Regions from separate parts of the Homo sapiens genome. Here region 1 is linked to region 2. Evidence: read pairs that join two places in POLR2A ChIA-PET (ENCODE). Cell type or tissue: A673. All regions are shown on one strand. Each heading gives the region's core, and the rest is flanking DNA. Links, peaks and the distances in the headings are about the cores only.

Evidence for each region. Peaks named below come from ENCODE experiments on the same cell type or tissue, not always from the same donor. Only the 100,000 strongest peaks of a DNase experiment are listed, where the experiment ranks them.
Region 1: POLR2A ChIA-PET joins it to region 2 with 14 read pairs; 3 of 35 experiments call an interaction of 5 or more read pairs at or near these places.

Annotation. Positions count from the first base shown.
Region 1 is chr15:47,324,577-47,336,115 of GRCh38, reverse strand. It overlaps a transcript of SEMA6D not described here. Among named protein-coding and RNA genes, the nearest start is that of SEMA6D, 390 kb to the left of the region's middle. In A673, for the core only: no CTCF peak of the experiment used is centred there; no DNase peak of the experiment used is centred there; H3K27ac peaks cover 609 bases.
Region 2 is chr15:47,379,184-47,390,722 of GRCh38, reverse strand. It overlaps a transcript of SEMA6D not described here. Among named protein-coding and RNA genes, the nearest start is that of SEMA6D, 330 kb to the left of the region's middle. In A673, for the core only: no CTCF peak of the experiment used is centred there; a DNase peak (open chromatin) is centred at 6,162; H3K27ac peaks cover 793 bases.

The sequences.
Region 1 (11,539 bases), core at 2,222-10,221, 55 kb after region 2:
CTTTCTTGTGCAAAAAGCTTTAGGTGCCCAGCCAGGGGTTGAGCCGAAGGACACTAGCCCTTTTGCCAATCTGTATTTTGATTAATATGCCTCAGGCAATGTCAGATCAGATTTCTCTTTGTAATCTCTGCCTTCTGACTTTTTAAGTTTCTCCATACTGGAGGGAATATGGCAAACTGGTTCAAGGCCCTTTTATGCTGGGGGAACATCACAGGCTCCATCCGGTCCACTTGACCTTCCACAGTGTTGTAGTAAGAGCTCCGTCTTAACCCCATCAATTTCCATTTTATTCATGCCATTTCTTACTAACCAGTTAAATATTTCTACCCTGCTTGGATGAGTCCTATGACTCTCCCCTTTTTCTCTTCCTATTTTATTTTTAATCCCTTTACTGTCCTTAGTATCAGTGAGACCCATATGTGGAAGTTGAGACCACAAATCAGGTAAGGCTTCTTGAACTGTTGTTCATTTCTGCAGGAATAACATCGTGTGGGGCACCCATGTAGAAGGCACTTCCTTAATCACAGAATTTACCATAATCTGGGTAACAGACATATTCAGGGGGCAAATATCCTAGTCATCATAAGGCCAGTCCAACATGGCTTGCATAGGAAGCATATCAGCTGCTTCATCTGAGGTGCTCCACTTGGCATTTATAGGGAGAGTTGGGCAGTCCCTCCTCTCACTGTAAACTGACTTTACAGTGGCTTTTATTCAGTTCACTACACTGGCTGCTTCCTTGGGAACAAACTCTTTTGTATCTGGATCATATATATCCATCTGTGATTGTTCACAGATGTGGATTCTGCATCAACCCAAACATGTTCTTCTCTGCAGCATTTAAAACCAAAGACATTGCTCTTAAATTAGTTACTCTCACAGTCTATTTTAAAACAGGTTCCTCAGGGAGTTTATGATACCCATCCACAAAACGAGATAATTCCTTTACACTATACCCTCTAGTTTCAATAGTTTCTTGGTTTTGCCCTTCCCCCATACTGACTAACTTCTTGGTGACCAAAAAAAAGGTCTTTGAGGTACTTTCTGTTGCCTTGACATAATTTTCGCCTTTGTGGGTAGATTTCAGGCTAGAGGCCTGAGCTCAGAGAGACACACATCTGACCTTAGTACAGCCTCAAGGCCTGACTCGGAAGTCTCTTTTACTTTCATTTTACCTATTACAGATAGCAATAACCAAGGGATAGTGTATTTAGCATGGTTCTTATTATTTTGAATTCTCTTGCATATCCAATAAGGCAATTCCTTAAGAATTGAGACTACCATCATCCCTTAATTCCACTGGTAACTTTTACCTTTAGTAATGGAATGGAGTGTAACTACAGTTTTGTACCATGGGTGACCAGGTAGCCACCCAGCAATTAAATTCCTCATCCTCCATTCTTTCATCCTTTTTCTTTCCAAACCACATGTTTCTGTGGGCCAGGGCCCTTCTAGCAAATCCCACTTTTGACACCAATTGTGTAGGAAAAACTCAAACCATGTTTCTCCTGTGTTCTCACAACAAAATAACAGTAATCAACACAGAAGACTTCTGTGACCAAATGTGTGGAGGATTTTCCCAAATACTAAGCAGTAGACAATAGCCAGGTGTCCTTGAATTCAATCTGACACTATCTACCTGGAGACAGTGTCAGATCCCATGGGTTGAGGGCTCAGTCCTTAAGACTGTTCTCCCTCCTCCCAGACACTAGTCATAAGTCTGGGCCCCAGAAATTCTGACTGACAGGCTTTAAATGGGGGTTCCCATAAACCCCACTTTGGGTTTGATTAATTTGCTGGAGTGGCTCACAGAACTCAGGGAAACACATTTAGTGGTTTAATATAAAGGATTTTACAAAGGATACAGATGAAGAGATGTGTAGGGCAATCTATGTGGGAAGGGGCGTGGAGTTTCCATGCCCTCCCTGGGTGCACCACCCTCCAGGAACCTCCACATGTTCAGCTATCTGGAAGCTCTGCAAATCCAGTACTCTCGTCATTTTATGGAGAATTTATTACACAGGCAAATTGACAACCACGTAGAAATGTGATAAAATAAAAAGTGCATGATTTAACCCAACAAGACCTAACTGTTCAGATCTTTCTTGGCCTCTCTGGTTAGCATTCCTTCCTCTAGAGTATGCAGCAGAAATATCTCTGGAATGAGGGTTTTTTGACCCACAATCAGATTAGATTGCCTTCGGCAGGTGAAAGGAGGACAGGAAAAGGTCAGAGAGAGATTATGTTTCCCGCATACCACAACATTATAACAAGGACTACGGGAGTTGTAAGCCAGGAACTGTGGATGAAAATCAATATACCTATCATAACACCTCAGCACACATGGATATGTTTACTTATTTATTGTTTGCCTTCCCCCAGTTAAAATGTAATGTCCATGATATTAAGGGTTTTGTCTGTTTTGTTTCCTGATGGTCTCCAGCAACTAGAATAGTGCCTGGCAAGAGGAGGTACTAAATCAATCTTTGCTGACTGACTGAGTGAATGATGTATGCCATCAAATTCACTTCCCAATATCCCATTACATGTTGATACCTGCCATCAAATTCTAGGTGGTACTTCTGGGTCTGGGACTAATGACATTATTGTCATCTAGATACTCAAATAAGCCCTTACAAAATGGACAGTGGGGTGTTTTGTATGGCCTTTTGATCTGAACTACACAGCTATGTTCACTAAAGGGGAACTATGTTAGCATGCCTCAACTTACATCATTTATGGTCCATACAATTTTTCTTCAAGTTTTTAACCCATTTTTCTTTAGGTTTTGATCAATTATTCTATTTTACATTATGATATACACTTCACAACAATGTGCACTATTACAAACAACAAATATTCACTCATTAAATTGTAATCTGTTAATCATGACTTATCTAGCCAGAATAAGCACTGTAGATTTGAACAGAGGTCATTTTAAATCGTGAAATTTAAGAGTCATAAAGAATAATCAAAGGTGGCCAAACTCACTCTTTCACCTCGCTCACAAATTCCTCCCAGTAAAAACAATACACAACGATGAAAGTGACAGCTTCCATGTAACAAGTTCTTATCTTACTATTATCTAATTATCTTAGGTTACAATAAGTTCTTGTTTGATTCTGTTGAGCTGTGACTTTCTCTGTTTTTTGTCTTTCCAGCTCCATAGATGGGCACTAGTTGTTGGGGGTGGTAACACTAGATAAATGACTGTCTACTTGCGCCTGTGGCTGAATGGTGCCTATGTTTAGGGCACTATATTGTGCACATATGCAGATCTGTTCTGTGATTCAGGACCCTCCCATTTAGGGTCTTAATCTGCCATCACAATCCTTTATTCAAAAAGCATGATTATCTTGTGAACAGCCCTAAAGGCTAATCTGGCAGATAAGGCTCTTAAGATCACGGCCAGGCATGCCTCTCTCACCCATATCACTCCTTAAGAAAAAATGATCCCACAGCCACAGCTAGATTCCAGAGTGAAGTGTTGTTTTTGATTTAAAGCTTAAGTGGACTTAGAAAATCATCTTGAGTTACATCCCAAAGTGGGGAAACACAGCTTGCATGGTAAAAGAAAAACTGTCATCTCCCCCGTTTTGTGCCACCTAGGGACATGTTCCCAAGTTCCTTCTGGTTATGTATAACCAGAGCAACAACACCAACAGACAATTAGGTGAAAACCTTGAACTTAAAGATAAGCTGTCAGGGACAGGAACCCTTTCTTTCACGGACTCACTGTTCAGACTCAACATTTCAGCAGCCTGCCTTGGCCGACATGTGCAAGGCTAGAGTGGAAACCTGAGTATTTCTTCAATTGTGCAAGCATTTTCTGATCTCCACTCAAGGTCACATAAATATGCACAAACCAATTCAAGCTCAGTTATTATGTAAACAAGCGGGCAGTGTTTGTTGGCACTGCCGCATGCTGTAGTGCTATTAGTTAAGGAAAAGTAGAATTACCAAAGATGTCTTGTTAGGTGCATTAATGCCATTTACGCTCATTCTTCAGATAAGTAAACTAATTAGAAACAGACTCAGCACTTCTCATTCCAAACCCTAACACATTGGAAGAATAATAATAAAGAGACAAAGAGAGGTGAGTTTTGTGCCAAACTTGTACATGGTTTTAGGAAACAGGCAGGACTGTTTTACTGAGCTCTTCATTCCAAGACCATGTAAATGACTCAGCCATCACTCCATTAGGTTTCTGCTGATGCAATACGAGAACTGTAAACACACTAAGTAACTACAAACATAGGTTATTGGCTGTTTGCATGTTTTTCTATGCTGTCTCTTCTCATAATGGCAAGGGACAGAAATGTTTACCACAGATCTATTTTTGGCTTCTGTTTATATTTACCCCTCAGTCTTTTTATTTGCAAACTGTATTTGCATTAAAGAAATTTTTGACAATGTAGAAAAGTATAAAGAGGATAATAAAAACCACTTGTAATTACACCATCCAAAGATACTGTTATTTTGTTTTGTTGCATTTCTTTAAATAATTCTGTCTCCACACCCACATGTTTATGCATATGTCTATGCTTTGTTTGAAAAAATGATATAACACTGTATATATTTTATAGGCACATAACACTATACATGTTTTTCCCAAGATATACTGTTAACATTTCCCTATATAATTAAGACTAAAAATATATTTATTGCATCCCATTCTATCATATGAATATACAATATTTACTTAAGTAAGCTGTTCATAATTTATTAGTTTCTGATTTTTCACTATTCTAAATAATGCTGAATCTACTTCCATATATATCTTTGCATATATATCTATTATTTCCTTAAAGCCTGCCCTTTTGAGGCACACACACACAAATATATGATCGTTGATCAGGGCAATGTTCATAGGTGTTAACTCAAGAAAATTTAACCAAATAATATGGGCTGCCCAAGGTTTGGACTATTGAGGTAACATTTATCCAGATTTTCCTATGGTGACCCTTTTTCACTGTGGCCTGAGATGTGGTAGAGTATACTGTGAAATTAAATGCAAGTAGAATTTGCCAGTGAGATTCGTGACAGAATCAGAAATTAAACTCATGTCCTGTACTACTGTGACCTTGATGCTTTTGTCACAGCTAAAGACTGAAATAGGGCAACACAAACAAGACTGTGTCAAATGGAGGAGGAGACTCACTTCCAGCATAGTGTCTCATCCTTTCATATCCATAAGCAGGTATGCATTCTTGATGAACATTACCTCTGTAGGTGTCCATACCTCATGTCCTATAAGCAGCGACTCTCACACTCTTGTCTACCTGGAACTTTACAACATACTCATCAAAGCCCACTTGAAAGTCATTTCCTCAGAGAAGCCGTCCCTGATCTTTCCAAAAAATCATGGCTACCTCTGAGATCCCACAACATTCTTTCTTGAGAATTCATTGCTTGCGTGTGGAGTTCACTCTCAAACAATACTTCTGGAAAACAGGGACTATGTCTTACTTACCTTTGTGAGTCCACGGATTCTGATATATAGTAGGGACTCAATAAATGTTGGCTGAATTAATGAGTGGTGATTGGGATATTAACACCATGAACTATGGCTCCCTCACCTCTGCACGCCCTGACAAGCTCCTCAGCCAAGTTTAGAACATGGAAAATATGGAAGCAGAGATGCCCTTTTAGTGCCTGCCTCCTCAGCCATGATAGCCTCTCCCATCCATCAGTGACTCATCACTATCACCACTGTTCACCAACTCCATAGAAGGTCTGACCTATTTAATGATCCCTTCTAGGAGATAGTGCATGTCTGTGAATGCCTTACCCAAGGCAGAAAGAAAACAGAGGGCTTGGTTACCTATGGGTCACCTCCATCATGTCTACACACTTAGAAATACATACATACAGAGATGACACCCATTTCTGTATTCACATGCAAACATATACATGCTCAGTCCTAGGCAAGACCAAGAGAGAAAAAAAGAAGAGCAAAATGGGAAAAGCAGAATATAAAATGAAAAGCCTAACAAGAGACTGTGCATGTTTTATGTGAGAGATGGATCCCCAGGTGGGAGAGAGAGGAGGTAAATATACGATCAGTAAAGGTGCCATTATAAATATAGATGCTCATTATAAATAGAGGCAGTACAGCATGAGCAGTTTAGCACGGTTTTAATCTGTCACCTTACCAAGTGTGCAGCCTGGAGGCAGGAAGCTGATCACAAAGGCGGTGTGCAGTTCTTAGATAGCATCTTTATCAGCCAGTTGAGGAGATGATGACTATGTTAATGAGGCAACAGTAGAAAGATATGACTATCAAGTTCTGTTTCTCAAACTTTAGTGTGCAGGAAAGATCTTGTTAAAAAACACAGATAGTTCCAACCCTAAATATATTTGGTAAGTCTGTGGTAGAGGCTAAGAAACAACATTTTTAGCATCCACCCAACTGGAATCTGAGGCAGGTCTGAAGACCATTCCTAAAAGAAACACTGCTGCAAAGGGAGGGAAAAGAGATACAGAGGCAGGGAAGGAAAACGCAAGAACTAAATTATCTAAAGGCAGCCAACAATGCATACTTTGTTATATTGCAATTATTAAAGTAAATCCCAATGATTTACTCTACTTAAGCTAAAATATTCTGACATTAGTATTACTTTGTTGGCTTGAGGTAATGAGGCCAGAACCTTATACGCCTGTTTAGTTTCTCATCTATTTCTATCTCTAAATATCTGTCTATTATAGTCAGTACATACAGGATCACCACAAGAACCATGCTGCCTTTGTTACAGGTTCATGCTATGAGCTGTGCAGCTTATTAGTGAACAGGTTAAGAAAATGAGAAGAAGGTGGTTTCTCCATTTGTTTAAACACTCCTTCCACAGAGCTTTCCCTGACCCCTCAGCTCTTTCTGCTGCACAAGCATCCTGCAGTTCCTTTCCTTGGTGTTTGTAGTACTTGAAATAAATTACTCTCACTCTGCCTTGCTCACCACTGGGCAAGCTCCATAAGTACAGAATATCATCTGTCTTGTTCAGCTGCGTATGGCCAGCACCAAGAACCATGTCAGGCACATTTTAAGTTCTCAAACATTTTTGCCCAAAGAATGAATAAGCTTTATCTTCATTGATTAAAATCTACACCAAGGTAATCTGGCTAAAACGAGACTCATAAAATAAGAAGCTTAAAGTTTATTATAGTGATGAATGAACTATGTCTTGATTGATGAAAGTCTACTCCAATGATATGACTCAATGGAGAATAATTAACTGAGAAGATACTGAAGATTAAAATGAAAAGAAAGATATAAGACTGTTTTCCCCAACAGTGGACTCCATCACCATCTCTCTTTGGTGGGCCATTTCTTTCCTTCCTCCTTTTCGTGAGTCACAGAAGCAAGCTGGTGAGAGCTTGCTTGGATGAAGAGGCTACTGGGCTCAGGGGTTCACTAGAGCTTATTGTGGTAGGAGACAGAAGTTGGCCAGCTGCATCAGGTGGACCACCTCTATGGGCAGGACCTGAGCTGGAAGCCTGGTCAGAGGAACTGCAGGCTGAGCTTTGGTCACCTACCTGAAAGAATACCAGGAAATGCTGTGATGAGGATCTAGAGCAAATGCTGCCCCTTCATCTACAGCAGTTGAGGTATTTGGAATTGCACCTTTATGCCTTCAAGCTCCATCAGGACCTTGATCTGTACTAAAGAAAGCTTTGTCTTTTCTGTAATGTCTAGTTAACTGCCCAACAGCATAATTATTTCTCCTGGGTGGGAAAATCAGGATTTTCAGGAACAGGTTCCAAGCTTAAGTGTTTTGAAAAAGCTTCCCTAAATATCCTAATAGATTCCCTTGGTAAAGAGTTTAGAATTCACGTCAACTTGGCATCAAAGAAGAGCCCACATACCCTTGCTAGCTACATGATTATCCTAAGAAATATTATGTTTCCTGCCTTCTTTACTTCATCTAAGGTATTTTGAATAGAAATTTAAAATTGGTTTTTGTCTTTGTGCCTGAATTACCAGATTTTAACAATTTGTTCTGCAGCTTTCTTTCCATCTGTGAGCCAAGATCAACACTCTGGAGGAGAATATATTTCAAAGCTAGCACATCTGGATTCAAATTTGTATTCTCTTATTCACTTGCAGTAGATCCATGAACAAAAATGTTAGCCTCATTTTCCGTATTTATAAAATGGAGATAATGATAACAAACATAATAGGTATAACGCTGAGATAGTTAAATGAAAAAAACTATTAATAGTACCTTGATCCTGGCATTTAGTAGGCATTCAATAAATATTACTTCCCCTGACCACCACCACCCTTTCTCTTGGAAAAGGTCTTAGCTTGCCTGCAAAGCACTCCTGAGTGTCTAAACATGGACAGTTTTGCAGTCCTTCCCCCATAGAGAGAAGCACCACTACCAACGGTATTTCCCAGTCCAACACAGCATGCCATGTTTTCCTTAATGAGGAAAGGAGTTCTCAGCTAAGTGAGATGTTCTTTGTTGTGGCTTGCATACCATCTAATATTTACCTTGTTTTTATATTTTCTACTTATAAGTCCCAAGTCAAAAGACAAAAAGCACTATCTGAAGAAGGCTTGTATGGTAAATACAAAGATAAGCTTCCTACTAACATACCTTTAAAATATTTGAACATAGAAATATAAAGTAATTTTACCACAACCTTCAATTCAAACATATAGGTGCCTGCTCACATTGAAATGTGACTAAGGGAACAGGTTGTCCCACAACTGTGGATTTTAATAAAAAAAGTTAGAAAATATGAGGGTATGGCAATTAATGAAATGAAAAGAACTACTATTTATATTATGCTTATCAATGCTTGGCACTAAGCCACTGACTGGTTTACATTTATTATCTGATTTAATTCTTATAATAAATCTATGAGTTAGAAGTGGTTATCAGCATTTTACAAGTGAAGAAACTTCAGAAAAAAAACAGGCTAAATAACTTAAACCAAGGTCACCTACCTAGTAAGCGAGAAGCCAGGATGCTGGCCCAGTTCCAGGGGATGCCAAGGCCTGAGCAGGGTATCCACACAGTAGTATCTGCCTTCCAAAGGCATCATTAATATAATCAATACCTGATCATCCAAGATGCACAGTCTCACCTGTCTCTGGGCTGACTTCTACTGTCCAGGAATGAATTGGCATAAAACTCTGGCTAATGAGGACAGTCTCCTAGAAATGGCACTTCCAGATGTCCACAGTATAGGTCCAGAATCTGAGCTATGTATTTAGAATTTTCCAGGGAGTCACCAGTGACCTACTAACTGTAGTCATGTGAGTAACCAGGCTTGTGTGGCTTTGGTGGGGAGGGGAGCAAACAGAATCTGGCATGGGAGAATTTCTTTCTCCGCTGACAAATGACAAATCCCACTTACTTCAACATACACATACTTCTAAGGAAGTCACTGACTTGCCTTCAACAAGCGGTGCTTAACAGCCAAGATGTTACAAACTTGATTTCCACATTCTGAGCTTTAGCTTGGCACTTTCAAAATTCCCCATCAGAGCTATTTTCAAGGTTCGCACGGCAACATTGCTTGTAAACAACTCAGCACTTACTAACAAAAATGTAAATGTAAACCAGGCTACAACCTAATAAGCAAATTTTGAGAATGGAGGAAGAGAAAGATGTGCTTCACATTTGACCTGTTTGCAATTCTGATCTTCACACACCAAGTGAATGCCTTAGAAAAGCAACACCTTTTGAACAAGAATGTGCATATCAAATGCTTTCAACAGGGCAAGCCAAATGGAATAAAATGATCTCTTTTTCTTTCTGGTTGAGGGTAGTGTGACTGCTGCACTTGTTAAAAGCACAGTCATTATTGCCATAAGTAAAATAAAATAGCATTTATTATAACATTTCTGTAACTCCTTACATTTGTTCTGATTTGAGATTTTAAGCATGATTGTGAAAGAATTGAGTTCCAGTTATTTTCATGGCCAGCAGCAAAGAAATTAGTGAAAATTGCATTAGAGAATCCGTCTCGGTAATGGTTTAACATGTAGTTTTTCCCCTCCAATGCAGTACAGCTTAGGGAGGTTTTCACTGGGAAGAGTGGACAGCAGCTTTGATTCGGACCCCTAATGTTCAAAGTAATTTAGTAGCAGGCACTTTTCTGAAATTTCCTACAAATCCAAATCCAATTAACTATGCAGGCTCTAATAACTAGTTACATGAGTTTTCTTCTGTTTGTTTTTGTTTTTTTCCTGGTACCTGGGCAACCGCTTGAGGTAACAAATTTATATCTCTTATGAGCATTTAAATTTTATTTTTTAACTCCAGAAGTTGCCCTGAAAATAACAATCAGAAAGGCAAATGAAATATCAATATGTAAATTGGTCTCTTCACTAATGACTTAGCAACTGGAGGTAAAGAGGATATGCAAGGAGGAAAACAGTATGGTAAATGGAGAGACTGAGCATTTAGACCCAACAACCACGGAAGAGAGCAGGGACAATAAGGAATGTATTGGTGGCCAAGGGAACAACATAAAGGAGATTTAAATGGGAAAGAGGGTTTAAGGTTGTTTTTACTTTTAGAGATGAGGCCTTGGAAGGTAATACACTTTAAAGGGCATTTCTGTCACAGTTCATTACAATATGTGAAAGGAAATAATACTGACAGAGCTTGGATCTAAAACGCTTCACCCTGCCGGGCGCGGTGGCTCACGCCTGTAATCCCACCACTTTGGGAGGCCAAGGCGGGCGATCACCTGAGGTCAGGAGTTTGAGACCAGCCTGGCCAACATGACCAAACCTCGTCTCTACTAAAAATACAAAATTAGCCGGGCCTGGTGGTGGGCGCCTGTAGTCCAGTTTACTCGGAAGGCTGAGGCAGGAGAATCACTTGAACCCGGGAGGTGGAGGTTGCAGTGAGCCGAGATGGCGCCACTGCACTCCAGCCTGGGCAACAAGAGCGAGACTCTGTCTTAAAAAACAAAAAACAAAAAACAAAAAAAAAACGCTTCACCCTGTGCTCTTATTTTGAAAGGGTCAAGCAATAGTTAAGGTCAATGGATAATTAAATATTGCCTACTCTATACAAAAACAACTGATTGAATAAGTTGGGGGAAGTGCCACAAGATACTTTCATCAAAGGATTGTCTGCAATAGCAAATATAAGAGCCAAAATCAAATACCAATATATACATGGTTTTAAATAAATTAATGAACCTCATTACAATGAGATAACAGCCTTTAAAAAATGAGGTTAAACTATATTTACTGGCATGTAAGGATGTTCACAATATAGTCCTAAGTGAAATAAGCAGAATACAGAACAGTGTATCTTACACTCATTATATCTATATATACCTAGATATATATAAACACATACACATGTATAATAGCGTACATTACTATATATATACACACGTATGTGCACACATTCATATGCATATATATAAAGTATATATGTAGATAGTATAAATAGCATATATTTAAATATAATAGTTTATATATATACATATATATGTACAGACACATATATATGTGTATATCTTTTTCTCATATACCAGTTGGCTTCCCTGTATTTGCGTAAGAGAA
Region 2 (11,539 bases), core at 1,919-9,918:
CTTCACAAAAGACCTGAGGAATCGATATTTAAGTTAAAATTAGGAAGAACAGCTCTGCAAAGACTTAGAGCTTGATGGAATTACATTTTCAAATGTCTTGAGGTATGAAAGAGCTTGTCCTGTTTGAAGAACTGAAAACAAACAAACAAAAAAACCGGTGAGGCTGGTTCAAGGTGAGCAATTCAAATGGGGGTGGAAAGGCATATGTGGTGGATTACTTTTAGGCAAATATTCACTCCCTCTTTCCTACCCAATTTCATGAAATGAATATACTTGGCCACTTCACTGATGTTGGACCTGGCCATGTGACTTGTTTTGGTTTCATGGTGGCTGAGTACACTTTGCTAACCCTTTAGTTTGGGCTCAGCTATGTCTTTAGTTAAGGGGACTTAAGCAAATATAATAGAAGAAGAGGTTTAAAATGTGCTCACACAGTTGGGCTCACTCTATTGCTCTTGTGTTACTGTGGTGAAAGACCATATACTAGATTGTCCACTGGTAGCAGGACAATGAGGGATGTGTAGCAGACATGGATCCAACATGCAGCTTGGCATCAAGTCCAGCTAAGCCCCACTGAGATCAGCCCCTTCCAACTGATTTCCAGATTCTTAAATAAGATTAAATAATTATCACTTTAAGCCACTGAGTTTTGGGGTAGTTTGTCGGTCAGTATTACTATGGGAATAACTAAGAGAGACAGTATATAAAGATCATCTAAAAGAGCTTGTGAAAAAACAATTGAAGTGTTTTAAGTAGGGAGTGATAGAAAATGAATTATGTTTATTGAAGCTCACTCTGGCTGCTGGGAGAGGGCATTAGGAGAAAATAGTTGGAATAGTCTTTTTGGATAGAAAAGTGGCAAGGAGTAAAATGGAAGTGAATATATTTGAAATAAATCTTGGAGGCAGAACTAATAATACTCACTAATGAGTTACATACACAGAGAGAGGAAAGTGAAGAACTAAAGGGTGACTCCCAAATTTCCAGCCTAAACAACTGGGTGGAGAGTTAAGACACTTCGGGTTTTCTATGTTGCTATTTTTTTCTACAATAATGACTTAAATGGTTATGCAGTCAGTTGACATAGGGTAAGTTACTTAATCATTACTTTATGTTGAAGGTTTGCATTGAAAGTTGATTTGCATCCAGCTTTATCTTTTACCGTAACCTCAATAGTTAACCTCTAAGTACATTAAAGTTTTGTGTATTTTAGATTCTTTTTTAGGGGTGAGTGAGTGGATTCCTAGAAATGGAATAAGTGGGTCAAAGCATTTCAGTGATGTCTTTTTTTTTTCTCCAGAGTTCATTTCTCCTCTAGGCAGAAAGTAGAATGTGAAATGTGGAAGAAATACCTTCACAAAGAACAATGTATTTTGCTTTGGTGAAATGTCAAAGTCTCCTTAAGGTGGCTCCTAATAATAGCAACAGTCAACCTTTATATGATGCTTAATATGTGCCAGACACTATTCTAGGCACTTTATATATGCATTAACTAATGTAGTCTCACAACAGTTCTATAAAGTAGAGACGAATACTATTCCCATTTTACATACGAGAAAACTGAGGGAGAGAAGCTAAGTTGCTTCTAAGAACATGAACAGCTTTATAGAATTCACTGTGTCTGTGGAACAGATGATGCTAAGACATTTGTTTCATGCATTTGTTCACCATAGGTACCTTATTTGGACCCGCAGAAAAAAAACATTACTTACTTTTGCACCAAATAATCCTTATGCTTACTGAAATGGCAGATTTGTATCTGATGAGTTTTGTACCAGATAATCATTGTGTTGCTCCTAAGCAAATGGCAGATTTTTATTGGTAAGATTTTATAACTGATTAAGTTCTACCTCCTAGAAAATCTGGAGCCAAATGTCTAACCCATTTGTGGCAAGTGTCTAAATCTTTATGCCATCATGTTTATCTTCATTCCTGCATCTCCATTATGCCTCCTCCTATCTCCTTTTCTCTTTTACATTTAATTTTAATTTATACAGTGGTGGATTTTATATATCCTTGAAAGCTTCCTGACCGTAAGAGATATAAATAAGTACAGGAGTCTCCCCCTTATTCACAAGAGATATGTTCCAAAACCCCCAGTGGACGCTTGACACCAAAGCCTATATATACTAAGTATACTACGTTTTTTTGATCTGATGGCCAGACAGCTACTAAGTGACTAACAGGTGGGTAGTGCCTGCAGCGTGAATACACTGAACAAAGGGAGGATTCAAGTCCTGGGCAGGATGGAGCTGGGCAGGATGGAGCTGGAAAGCACAGGATTTCATGACACTACCCAGAAGGGCACAAGATTTAAATCTTAGTAATTGTTTATTTCTGAGATTTTCCATTTCATATTTTTGGACTGTGGCCGACTGTAGGTAACTGAAACTGTGGAAAGTGAAACAACAGGTAAAGGAGGGACGACTGCAAACAGACTCAGGGAAGCCAAAAAAATAAAAGAATATCAATATAAAAACAACTCAGGCTGTGTATACAACTTCCCCAGGATTAATTTTATGGGTATATATTCATTGATTGTTTGTTTGCTCTTAACAACCTTCTCTACCACTTTCAATTTTTTAAGGTTGTGCATATTCTATGGATTTGATCAGGAAATGGTGCCTGAAAGAGCTCCCCAGCCCCACTCCTTTCCTACCTATCCCCAGGGAGCCCTAGGACAACTACTAAATAATAAAAATAATAATCCTTAAAATACTAATATAGTTTTTAGACAATAATGGCACTTATTAAGTGCTTACCACTATTCTGAGTATTAGAGCTTAGGCACTATTCTTAGTACTTTATAAAAAATTACTTTATTTAATTCTTACAAAACAACACTATGAGGGTGCTACTCTCATTATGCACAGGTTACAGATGAAGAAACAGGTTTCAGGGAGTTAAGCGACTTCTCCAATGATGCAGAGCTAGTAAGTGGCAGACCTGAATTTTGAACTAGGTTTGTTGAGCGCACAAATCTTTATTGTTAACCACACAATAGTTTCTCATATTCCTGGAATAATGAGATCCCAACTTTATCTAAAATTATTTCTGATTTTTCTTCTTACCTTTGCCTGTCCTGATGTAACTGTTACCTGAACTAATCAGTTAGTCATATAATTAGAAGAAATAAATGAGCATTTACTGAATTTCTCCTTTAGACTAGGTGTGGAACTAGGCACTTTCAACATTATTCATTTAAACCTGACAACAATTTCATGAAGTTGGTATTATTGTTCATATTTTAAACTTGAACATGTTGGGACTCAAAAAGTTTATGGTACTAATACAAGGTCACAAAACTAGTAATGGGCAAATCCAGGGTTGAATCTGAGTTCCTCCAAGTTCATGTTCTGTTTTCTTTCCATTTGTTTCACTAGCAGAGTATAAGCATGACCTTGGGAAAATTACAACTTTAATGCACCTCAACCTTAATATCAGTAAAATGGAATAACAAGGCTTCCCTTAAATTTCCTTGACTGAGTGCTAGAGATGAGCACATATAATTATCAGATAGGGATATGCTTTGGAATTTACTGCCCACTGCCCTTTCTGGGTTACTCTTCACAAAGGATTTTTGGTGTCCTAGAAGGCAACTTACCTCTGGGGATGTGGTCACATCTATAAGCTGACTTTGAGTTATTCTGATAAGGGGAAGCCACTGGGAGCATGATGGAGCCACACGCAGCAGGGCCCGTGCAGTGAAGCACAAGGATGGGCTGCCTCAGTGTGGGCCAACACCCACAATGACAGTGTTTGCAGGGGCAGCGTCGTTGCCACTGCATCCTTCATTGCCATCCCTTACCCCTATTGCATTTGCAAATAAACAAAACACAGATAAATGTTCTTGGCTCTGTGTCTAAGCCCAACTGGCCTGTAGGATGTTTAATTCTGGCTAAAACAACCCATTCTAGCCCCTGTGCTTATTAAATGGCTATAAGAACGTGCCTGGCAGAACTTCTACTAGTGAAAGGGGAAATGACCAAGGCCTCCAGCTATTGCCCTCTGAAACCTGGCACCAGGTGTTCCCAGAGGTCACACTTCCCATAGGTAACTGCCAGCCAATGCCTGAGCAGGTAAAAATACTAAGACAGGTCCATGCCTAGGAGATATGGATTCTGCTAACAGCCAACCTTGGCTCCAGGACTCCCCGATGGCCTTGCGGAACTTTCATTAGACTGCACGCCTATCTAGGACTTTTCCCCTCTCCTTCCCTGAAGCCAGTCTTGGATTAAGGTCTGACATTTCTCCCAGCACCCGCCTCTAACTCCACATTTTTGCTCACAGGCATTCCACTAACTGAATGCTCATACATTTAATGTCATATTGGTGTCTGCTTCGTGAAGACCCTGGGCAAATGTAGCTTATGATGTCTCCTTCTGCTTAGCTTTCTTTTAATTCCACCCTTCAGACCTTCCCCATGGTGCAATAATTGATTCCCCCAAGTCCCTACCCCCAGTTGGAAGCTTTTCCTGTTACCTCTTATCTTCACCACTTTGAGGATATATAAGTCATTTTACCTTAAATTATGGTTATCTGTGTAGATATTTTATCTCTTCTACCAGATGTTGAGCCCCTTGAACCTAATGGCATCAAAACTTATTGATATATTATATCACACTATCCCAGGCATTGTCCTATGGTTTTACATATGTTACACATATATTTAATTCTTGTAAACACTCTGTGAGGTATGCATTATCAAATCTATTTTACAGAGAAGAAAATTAAAGCCCAGAGAAATTAAATGACTTGCCCAATGCTGCACAACTAGTTAGTGTTAAAACTTATTTTGAATTTAGGCTTTTAGACTAAATCCTGTGCTCAAATTATTATTCAACCCCTGTCAAAATTCCTTGCTAACATAATAAGTGCTAGGTAGCTCATCCTATTTCTTATCTTAACTCCTTGGAAGCAGAAGGCTAAATTTTATGCCTGGTTGGAGCAGATGTCCTTGACTTGGGATTCAGTTACAGTTATCATTTCCCAGTTCCAAATTTATTATATAATTCTTGATAATTCTTGTTTTTTTTAAAAAAAATTCTTTATTGCTGTAGTTCTAATGTACATGAGTCTTTTTCTTGGGGGAGTAAGCAGATATAAAAAGCAAGGAAGAACCTCTGGACCTGTACGCTTTGAGTTCAGATGCGTATGAACACACAGATACATTTCTCTGTCAAAGTCAAAGCAGGCTATGAAAAATAATCTCAGGGAAAGCAGAGGCCAGGTGGTGCTTTTCTCTGTTAAAACAAAAAGAAATGAATTTTTACAAATTCACATAGCAATTTGGTTATGGAAATTAAAATGGAATTCGGTACTCTCAGTTCCCAGAGCAAAGACCATGTTGCCTTCACAGTACAATGAAAGAGCATAATGTCTACTATGACTATACCAACATGTATATTCATGTGTCTTGAGACAAGGTATTGTAAATGGAAACCAGGTCTATGAAGCCCCTTACTTGACTTAATGGCACTTATCTGCTCTTGAATTCTTTATTACAATGTTCTGTTTGTAGTGTAAATTGTGTTATTAAGTATTGATGAAAATTCCTAAAACTACCCCTCTATCCAAAAGTTGGATGCAATATTTGCATGAGTTATGAAAACTGTTGTATATAATGAGTCAGAACGCTGCCTTATGAGTTCTATGGTAAAAAAAAAAAAAAAAAAAATTACAGTCCAGCTCCATGAATGTAATTATTCAGTCACCTAGTCTGATTTATCATCTTCATGAGAAACTAAGCCATGAAATATCCTCTGCTAGAAATCAGCCTTCGTTCATTTTGCAAATACACTTGAGAGAAGCAGGAGGAGTGAGAAAAAACAACAAATGATCTGCCAGGACTAGAGGAAACATATTTCTTTTTCTTACAAAAAAAAAAAAAAAAAAAAAAAAAAAAAAACTTTAGTAATCAAATGTTAATTCTGAAATAGATAAATGGGAAAATAACTACACACTCCTCTATATGGTTTTGGCAGTGTGAGCCTTACTCCGGGCTAGAGATGTTTGCTTTCATGCCTCTTATTCAAGAGCAAAAAATAAGGGTGGGGGACACAGAAGGAGGAGCTTCTGGGCATGAGGCGTGTAGGCGTTTGGAGCTCTCCACTCAGACATCCTCATATGCCACAGTTGGTAGCTGATTAGTCCTTTGCAGGCTGCAGGGCCTCTGCTGGCCCCTGCTCACTGCTCATTGCACAGATTAGTGAAAATGAGTCACAGCATGTGCAAGCATGCAGGGCTGATGAAATCCACAGAGGTCAGCTTGCCGAGAAATCCTTTCAAAGGCAAACAGGAACTTCTGACAGATGGAAGAGTGGGAAGCAGATAAAGATGTTTCAGGGAAAAGAGAAAGGTGAAGTGGGGAAAGAACCAAGCTTCTGAGCTCAAAACAACATGAGACTGCCTAGTGAATAGGCGCTAGAAATGCAGCAAATATTTTGAATTTGCCCTTTTTTTCCAAATCTGTTTTAAAGTAGCTCTTATGCACTACTAAACATGCATACAATGTTTGGGCTTTTCTATTCCTTTAATACAACTGTTGTCACTGGGTTGGGAGGACCTCGTGTGAAAGCTGGCAGTTGCCTATTCTGATTTGTGGGAAAACTTAAACCCTGCTACTTTGGTCTTTGTGAAGGTCCCTGGAATTCTTAACATTTAAAAAGTATTTAAAGGCCCAGCCAAAAATTAAACTGGGTATAAGCAATAACGGAGCCCATTGTAAATGAGATCGTGGAAAAACACTCTATGTGTGTGAATCTGTATATATGTGCATGTGCTTTGTGGAAGCAGGAGCTTGAATTTGGGTCATGAGATATACAGAGATGCTTTTGAGAACAATGAACAATTGTTATGAGAAATTGAATGTGTGCTAAAATTTCTCAGCATGCTAGAGACCTGCATCTGGAATCAGACATAGCAGAGTCTGAGTGCCAGTCTTATTCCTTGATATGTCAATCTGGGCCACTAGCTGACCTCTCTAGCTTCAATCTGGGCATTAGCTAACCTCAAAGCTTCAATTTTTATTATCTTACAAAATGGGGTGATTTTAATATTTAACTCAGGGTCCTTATGCCTTATGAGTTAAAACTGGTAAAGCATATAGCTCATTGCCTGACCCATAGAAAACAATCAATAAATTATTATTACTACTACTACTACTGTGTTGTACCAGGCCCCTGGCAGTGCCACATGTGGAAATACCAGAAGCCTGATCTCAAAGTGAAAGAGTATGACCCCTTGAGGAAGGCCAGCACTGGCCGGTTTCAAAATCAACTATGAGCCAGGGCATAGGAGTTAGAGACCAATCATAGTGCTTGTGCCCATCTTCCCTCGTCATGGGAGGCACTATCGTCTCACATCCTCCTGTACTTTCCATATGTGCCATCTGAGTTAATGAATTATCAAGATGAATCAGAAGCTCTGCTAGAAACCTTTGCCCACAACTCTTCCCAGACGAGCTGAGGCATGAAGAAACCAGGATCATACCTCCTCGACCATAGGGAATCACAATCTACTATGTCCTTGGAAATAGAGGATCAGCTTAGAACCACTTAGTTGCATCAAAGCTGTAAGTGCCAGATGGCTGAGATATTGTCCTCATCAGGACAGGCACAAAGGGAAGTTCCCTGGATCATTTTGAGGGACAAAAATTAGGACCAGGTGGTGGCTCATGCCTGTAATCCCAGCACTTTGGGAGGCCAAGGGGGGCGGATTACCTGAGATTAGGGGTTTGAGACCAGCCTGGCCAACATGGTGAAACCTGTCTCTATTAAAATACAAAAATTAGCCTGGTGTGGTGGCAAACACCTGTAATCTCAGCTACTCAGGAGGCTGAGACAGGAGAGTCGCTTGAGCCCGGGAGCCGGAGGTTACAGTGAGCCAAGATCATGCCACTGCACTTCAGCCTGGGCAACAGAACAAGACTCCGTCACTTGTCTTCACCAAATGGTACTACAGGACTAACAAGCAAGAGTTAAGTACAAGCAGAGGGTTGTCCCTCTGATCCCATGCTTTTCTCTTGTTTCAACTAGTAGGCTTCACATTCTGTGAGGACAGAAACCTTGTCTTAGCCATGTCTATATTCTACCTATATTGAGCAGCATTTGTGTGATCTTATACAGTTCTATATATGTTTGCGGACTTGGTTTTTACTTTTAAAGAAATCTCTTTTTGTATAAACACAGCTTTGTGGTCCCTTTTTTTTTCTTTTTGAGACGGAGTCTCGCTCTGTCACCCAGGCTGGAGTGCAGTGGTGCAGTCTCAGCTCACTGCAACCTCCACCTCCTGAGTTCACGTCATTCTGCTGCCTCAGCAGCAGTAGCTGGGACTACAGGCCCCCGCCACCATGCCTGGCTAATTTTTTTTGTATTTTTAGTAGAGACAGGGTTTCACCATGTTAGCCAGGATGGTCTTGATCTCCTGACCTCGTGATCTGCCCGCCTCAGCCTCCCAAAGTGCTGGGATTACAGGTGTGAGCCACCGCACCCAGTAGTGATCCCCTTCTTAAAAGGCTTGACTCATCATGTAATTGTTTATTTGCAAGATAGATAGTTTATATATAATAATACTATTACTGTATTTCTTTTGCCATGTTAATATGGCGACACTTTACAAAAAGCAAGAAATAGTGATTCTTTACCTCTTTGTATCTTTATTTATTTCATCAAATGGTTCCTTGCCAAGAAGAAAAGCAAAATGCAAAATAACCTCAGAACATTTACAGGGTCTTATCCACCTGTGCCCTCCCTAAACCCAATACAGACTCTGACTCAGACTAAATATTCAACATATCTTCACTGAATGAAGAGCAGAGAGGGGCCAAGTAGGACAAAGACCATTTCTAACTATGCACAAGAGGAGTTAGCCCATATGTTCCCAATGACTCCTTAGTCACCCCTCAGAAGGTTTGTTCATGGTGGCTACAAGTTCAATATAAAATGTTACAGTTTAAAACTCATATTTCCTATAACTTTATATTAATATCACGTTACCTTGAATTTACATACAGTTGTATGTTTTCTTCTTTTAGAGTTGGGTCACAACTGTTATTTTACTCATCTTTCCTCTGCTAAAAAATATTTTCATTGATAATAAACTCCAGGATGCCCCTTTGATAGACCATCTTGAAATTTTAAAGAAAGCCCTCAAGTCACTCCTGTTACAGAAGGACCCTCTTCCCATTGATCTTTATTGGAATATCCCCAGGGCCACAGGTGTAGCTAGTGTGTTCCTGGGTCTGCAGCATGAATGAGGTTGGTTTCAGGAACTATGCTATAGGCGTCACTCCAGAGACTGATGTGGGTAAGAAAGATCCCATAGATTGAGGTCATTCGTGGTAACTGTGCAATGGTTATCTGTGATGAGCTCTTGTTCAAAAATAAAAATAGCACCTGTTGGCTGTTTCCAGTAATGAGCCAAAGCCACGAATATGATGCCTCTAATTGGATTGTTCAAATTTCTGGTTGAACCTGTGAATTTGCTTTGAAATGGTTTATTCTGGAGATTGTAAATCTACCACAATCCATTGTAATTTTTGCCATGTAGACATAGTCCAAGTTTTCTGCTGCAGTAATGTTGAACCAGATGTTCAAAGTGTAAAATCTACCAAAGAATTCTGGCCTTCAGCCCTTCAGGCTGGTAGCTTCAGCCTGGCTTAATTCACATTTTTGCATTTCTCTTATGTTTCTGGCCACAAAGATGTTTTTCTTGTTTTTTAATTGCAGCTGTTTTAATTTTCTCTTTTTAGCATTTTATTTATCATCACTAGAGACTGGAGTCATGGGTGAAGTATGATCACCTCCAACTATTTTGACTGGAAGCTCTAGAGTTGCTTTCAACTGACTTTTAAGTCTAGGGTCATCTTTGAGCCTGCCTTCATCATTTTATTACAATAGTTATTTCAATAGATATCTTTATATCAACTGATCTTTACTTAACTGACTTATTATATCACTGAAATCTGAAATACATGTAATGAGACATTCCACATGTTAAGTTCTCTCCTTCAGCAGATTCTCATTAGTAAGCCTGTATACTTCCATGCCCATAAAATGAGTTGTCTACGTTCTAGCAGTCGCTTGTGTATGTTCCTAAATCTGCTTATGTGGCTATTTTATTTACAGCATTTATAAAATTGGATTAAAATAAACTAACGAATTAAATATGAATATGAAAATAAACAGCTGTTTTCATGGAAATTGCATTGATGTGGATTCTTCTGAAGGCATGTCCCTAAAGAACCTGCCAACAAATTCTGTAAAGGTAATGTAACTGCAAACGTTTTGGGGGAAAAATAAAAGCCAGAGTAGAAGATTGTGTCCACATTGCTTAGCAAGTGCCTTAGAGTTCTGATTCTGCTTCCAAGGGACTGAACCTGGAAACTGAGGATAATACATGTGGGTGTGGTTAATGCAAAAGAGTCATTAGAAAGAAGAGAGACTCGAACTCAAAGAAAACATTCTGGCATTATGTTGAAAATTTGTCATCGGGTGTATGTTTATAGGTTTGAAGTTAAAAGAAAATGCTTAAGGGATATGTGCTTTATATTTTGTAATTCCTTTTTTCAGCTCTAGTTTTAATTACCCAATCAAACTATGGCAGATGTAAGAGCTTCTTCTATATTTCTAAATGTGAAACTTACCCAGGCTACAGAATAAAATCTTGGCCGGGCATGGTGGCTCACGCCTGTAATCCCAGCACTTTGGGAGGCCGAGGCAGGCGATTACCTGAGGTCCGGAGTTCAAGACCAGCCTGACCAACATGGAGAAACCCCGTCTCTACTAAAAGTACAAAATTAGCCAGGCGTGGTGGGGCATGCCTGTAGTCCCAGCTACTTGGGAGGCAGAGGCAGAAGAATTGTTTGAATCCAGGAAGTGGAGGTTGCTGTGAGCCGAGATTGCGCCATTGCACTCCAGCCTGGGCAACGAGAGCAAAACTCCATCTCAAAACAAAATTAAATGAAATTAAAATTAAAAAAATAAAATCTTATTTTCTGCTCAGCACTTTACATTTCATGTCTCATGTGAAGACTATTTCTCTCATTAAAAATTCCTCTCCAATGTTCGTTTTTCAAAATCCTATTTAAAGTTCACCTCTTCCAGGAAGACTTCTCTGATTAATCTCATCTGTATTTTTGTTGCCTCTGCCTTATATCCCTTTAGCATACATGGGCTCAATTTGCCTCATCTCAGTTGCTTATTCTTTTTATGTTCTTCCAAGTATTATATGCTTTTCTTATCTGTGAGGTTGGTTGGTCTCCCTAAATAGACTACACATTTTTCTAAGGCAAATACTGCTTCTTCTCTACTTTGAAATTTCCCTTAGTGTTTTGATAGTACCCTTTATAAAGTGAGGTTACTCGATGTATCTTTACTGACCTATTATTTTAGAGATTTAATTGAATGGATTAAATAAATGACTTAATATACACAGATATCTTCCTTCCTTTCAAATCCCAGTTTTGAGGAAGGCATAAGCAGCTCCCTCAAGCACATTATTTCTATCCCAAAAGCTATAAAAATTTGGTCAGAGAAAT